Linked DNA regions of Homo sapiens: region 1 is linked to region 2. A link is an interaction called in ENCODE POLR2A ChIA-PET data of the cell type or tissue named here. Cell type or tissue: PC-9. All regions are shown on one strand. Region 1 has its middle 12 kb from the start of GSAP. Region 2 overlaps GSAP (gamma-secretase activating protein).

Region 1 (2,500 bases), 79 kb before region 2:
TGCTTATGACCAAAAAAAGGTTTTTGTGTAAAGCCTGGCAAGTCACTTAGACTTCTTTAATTGATAAGTCTTCCTAAAGATTTAAAAGAAAATCAAGTCAATTTACATAATCCCTACAATGTCTACCGTTAATTATGTAAGAGGCGAGGCTGTCCCAGATATATAAGGTACGTCAGTTTCTTCCAAAATGTCGTTTTACCTATTATTAAGTTTTCATTGTCTCTCAAGGTGGAAAGCAACAGCTGTTTCCTGAAAATTGCTAAAATTGCATGAACAGTGTGGGAAGCAGGAAACATGCAACAAATACTTCTAAACTCAGAGATCCAGAATGAGATGGTTCCTATCTTCTTCAGTTCCGCAGCACTCATCCTTGACTTCCCATTGTGAAATGAACGACAAATGTTGGTTAAATGCCTACGATGTGCTGGGCTAGTGGTTCTCAAGTGTGGTTCAGCATCATCAACATCAGCATCACGTGGGAACTTGTTAGAGACGCAAATCAGAAGCTGTGGGGTGGAGCCTAGCAATCAGTGTTTTAATAAGCCCTCTATACAAGTGCCTCTTAGAATTGGCATTCCACAGGGTGATAGCAAGGTTGGGACGGGCGGGCCAGCCTGTGGGCAGTACGGGGAGTGGCTGATCACAAACAGCGCAAAGCTTATCCCACCAACTCGTTAGAGGGTGCTTCTCTTTCTGAGCCAGTTCAGGACTTGTATCTTGGAGGAGAAACTCCTCCTCTGGGATTCAGAGCTCATTCCAGATAAATGCTCAAATAGGAGATATTCTAACTTGTGGTTCATATTTTGTGCCAGCCATGAAAGCAAAGCTTCTCTCTATTGCTCTTGTAGCCCTCAATTTCGGAGCTTGAGCCTATCTCCAAGATGGAAAAACAAGGGACAGGAGGCCTAAAAAGGATTTGATCTCTATCATTACCATCTCTCATCTCACTTACCCTTCCCACTACTTTCCCCCATTTTCCTCTTGACCTCCCTGTGCCCAGAATGCTCACTCGAGAACTTGGGAGAGGTGAACAAGGGAGGGTGAGACGTGAGCTAGAGATGGCTGAGAGACAAGATGCTCCAGGGCAGTCCCCACATCCCCCGTTAACCTGCGTGCTTCCCATTCCAAGGGATGACATGCACCTTAGCTACCCTTAACTACACCCCAATCACTCCCTCTCCTCAGACAAAAAGCAATTCCAGGAAATAGAAGTTAGTTTTCACTTAAACAGGATGTGACTATGATGTATGTTTCAATTTCAGCTGGTGGTGACCTGGCTTCTAATAGGAACCCACATCCCCCAGTCCTTGGCGGAGAATGCCTGACAGTGTGGCCAGATTCCTGAGGTTTATGACCTTGTGACCCACAGAGCATTTCAGTCCTCTTCACTCAGCCTAGCAGGCAGATTTGGGGACTAATCATACTGGGAGTCACTATTTCCTGCAAGAAACCTTCCCTTAGGAAGCTTTGTAACATTTCTTTGCAATATCAAAGAGAGACTGAGAGACAGCAAGCTTTAATTTTCACCTGTGACTTAAAATTAATATGTAAATATAGGAAGGAGAAAGAGGAAACTGCGTGGATGGAATGACCTGAGACATCTGGGTCTTTATTCATTCCAATATTATTTTATGAGATTACTATTCAGCTACATACATGAAAGAGACTTCTGAATGGCAGACAGGGCAGAAGGCTTGACTTACCTAGATTGCATATAATCAGTATGTAAGGAGTTAGGATTTTTCTAACAGTAAAAGCAATCTTGACTAAGGCATTTGAAGCAAAAGTTAACACTACCTGAATCTTAGATCAAATAGAAGGGTTTACCCCAGAGAACTATCAAGCATTTTTTTCCAGAGATCTGTGGGGAAACCTACAATTTGATTTTTGAGGGTAAGTTGGGGAGTAGAGGAGAGTTTCTGAAAACTCTCCCTACTATTTCCTGTTTTATTTTTTGAGACGGAGTCTTGCTCTGTCACCAGGCTGGAGTGCAGTTGCACAATCTTGGCTCACTGTAACCTCCGTCTCCCGGGTTCAAGCAATTCTCCTGCCCCAGCCTCCCAAGTAGCTGGGACTACAGGCACGTGCCAAAACACCCAGCTAATTTTTGTATTTTTAGTAGAGACAGAGTTTCACCATGTTGGCCAGGATGGTCTCGATCTCTTGACCTTGTGAGCCACCTGTCTCAGCCTCCCAAAGCGCTGGGATTACAGGCGTGAGCCACCGCGCCCAGCCTATTTCTTCATCCTTAATTCTATTTTCCTGGTTCACTTTGTAGAATTTGCTACACAGGATGTCTTTCACTGTTAAAATTTTCATGTTTCCTTGGTTACTAGGTTGCAGTTTTCTCCTAAGCCCCTCTGTCTCTCTGCATATGAACTTGGTGACAGGGATTGGGAAGTGAATTTTTTTGATGATCTTATTGCTACTGTAGTTAAGAATCAGCACTGTTAAGCAAATGGGGCCTTGGGGATCATAGTTCAACTTCTTTTATTTTACA
Region 2 (2,500 bases):
AGTTTTAGGGTACATGTGCACAATGTGCAGGTTAGTTACATATGTATACATGTGCCATGCTGGTGTGCTGCACCCATTAACTCGTCATTTAGCATTAGGTATATCTCCTAATGCTATCCCTCCCCCCTCCCCCCACCCCACAACAGTCCCCAGAGTGTGATGTTCCCCTTCCTGTGTCCGTGTGTTCTCATTGTTCAGTTCCCATCTATGAGTGAGAACATGCAGTGTTTGGTTTTTTGTCCTTGCGATAGTTTACTGAGAATGATGATTTCCAATTTCATCCATGTCCCTACAAAGGACATGAACTCATCATTTTTTATGGCTGCATAGTATTCCATGGTGTTGTATATGTGCCACATTTTCTTAATCCAGTCTATCATTGTTGGACATTTGGGTTGGTTCCAAGTCTTTGCTATTGTGAATAATGCCGCAATAAACATACGTGTGCATGTGTCTTTATAGCAGCATGATTTATAGTCCTTTGGGTATGGGGGGCTCCTACCTCTGAAATTACAGAGGACAATGAGGTACAGAAAAATTACCCAGTCAAGTCATGCAAGAATCCTGTTAGTCTTGATTCCTTCTAGTGAGGTAGGGGCCAACTATAATACATTTAAGTGAAAGAAGAGAGAGGAAGGAGTATTGATAATGAAACATTTCCCCTTTATCGTTACATTTGGTGCAAACATAATTTGCCTCATTCGTTCTTTAATAGAAATGTATAAAAATACCCTATTTGCTCTCTATTTCTTTGTAATAGTCTTTTCCTTTACTTTAGAGACCCTGTCACCTATTATAATTGTGACTTTAAAGAATGTGTCCTTTCCTGAGGCAAGAGATAGGCTATATTCACTGTTATTTATGCCCTCCAAGGTTTATTTAAAGTAGAGGTTAGAAGCTGGAAGCTGCCCTCAGCTTCTGTCTGTGCAGAAAACACTCCCTGAAAGCTTGAGCTAGTGGTAGTTCATACACTGAGCAGCTGTGTGTGTGTGTTTTTCCCCACTATAGGAAATTCCTGGAATAACTCTTGTGACAGAAGACATTGCATTGCCTCTTATGAAGGTAGGTCCCTTACAGCAAGAAACAAAAGTACAGATACATGACTAAAGCTCTGCTGCCTGAGTATTATGGTGGTTCCAAAAGGGATTGCAAATTGGCAGGGGAGGGGAGGGCAAGGCAGTAGGGTGGGTTTTCTGGAGAATCCTTCCTACATGGGTGAGTGATCACTGAGTATGGTATTATGGCAATTCTCAGGAATGCTCTTTGAAGGAAGTTTCCTGAAGATAGGAGAGAATTACGGTGCTCAACTTAAACCTTCCAGAACCAGCACTTGCCACTGTACCTCAGAACAGGCTGTACTGGGGGAGGTCTTGTAGATGATCTTTAGAGAGGCTGGTAGCTGCTTTTACTTTATTTGCACTATTACTCCCTCAAAATGAGCTTGCGCACGTGCACGTGCACACACACACACACACAGAATTTCCAGTCTTAAAACCATTAAGTAATGTGGGCTAGGATTATCTAATTTCCTTCTGGTTGTAAAAACAGCTTTTTTGTTTCTCAGGAGTGATCTGTATTGGCCCACTATGTGGTCTTCATCAACCTCTGAACATTAAGCTGTAGCTGTTAGTGTCTTTCTGCAACCTGGTGGCTTCACAATAGTTTTGGAGTACCATAGGAGAATGGGGTGGAGTGAGTAGAAAAGGATATGTATGTAGTTAAAACTAGGGGGAGTGTTTTAGCACAGTTTCCTTGAAGCTCCTTTGTTGTTTTTGGCATTTAGCATTGCCTCCTGTTAATCATAGCTTGAGGTAGACTGGGAAATCTCAACTTCTGGCAGCAGGGAGCTCAGGGTGCTGACGCCTTTTATTTCCATTTGATTCTTTTGTATCTGTGAAGGGCAGGCCGGGCCTGGACAGCTGGGGGAAGGCTGTGGCATTTTAGGTCACAGTGATTCACTGGGGGCAAGAGAGGGTAGATCGGGGGCCAGGTTAGTGGTTCTAGGTTTTGGTCCTAAGAAGAATCCCTTAAAAATAGACTGATGATCTGTGTTTCCAGGCAAAAGCATGGGACTACTGTGAAGTCCTACTAACATATGAAGATGAAGAGAAAAGAAAGGTTTTATTAATAGTTTAAAAGGTGTTTTAAAAGATTCCACCCATTCATTTTATTTATTGTTTATTGTTTCTGCCTTTTCTACTAGTCTTACCAAATCCATAATGTGTTTTTATTTATTTATTTTTAGAGATGGGGTCTCTCTTTGTTGCCCAGGCTGGAGTGCAGTGGCATGATCATAGCTCACTATAATCTCTAATTCCTGGGCTCAAGCAATCCTCCCGTCTCAGCCTCCTGAGTGGTTGGTACTACAGTCATGAGCCACCATACCCATCCAGTTTCTTATTTTTTCTTATTTTTTTTTTTTTTTGTAGAGATGGGGTCTTGCTATGTTGCCAGGATGATCTCAATCTACTGGCCTCAAGTCATCCTCCTGCCTTAGCCT

What was found. Peaks named below come from ENCODE experiments on the same cell type or tissue, not always from the same donor. Only the 100,000 strongest peaks of a DNase experiment are listed, where the experiment ranks them.
Region 1: POLR2A ChIA-PET joins it to region 2 with 8 read pairs; 16 of 35 experiments call an interaction of 5 or more read pairs at or near these places.

The regions. Positions count from the first base shown.
Region 1 is chr7:77,426,991-77,429,490 of GRCh38, reverse strand. No RefSeq gene overlaps it. Among named protein-coding and RNA genes, the nearest start is that of GSAP, 12 kb to the right of the region's middle. RefSeq lists an enhancer at 1,623-2,319. In PC-9, no CTCF peak of the experiment used is centred here; a DNase peak (open chromatin) is centred at 1,270; H3K4me3 peaks cover 437 bases; H3K27ac peaks cover 2,381 bases.
Region 2 is chr7:77,347,913-77,350,412 of GRCh38, reverse strand. GSAP (gamma-secretase activating protein) reads left to right here. Exons shown (of 31, transcript NM_017439.4): 19 at 1,009-1,062. Among named protein-coding and RNA genes, the nearest start is that of GSAP, 67 kb to the left of the region's middle. RefSeq lists an enhancer at 1,806-2,380. In PC-9, no CTCF peak of the experiment used is centred here; no DNase peak of the experiment used is centred here.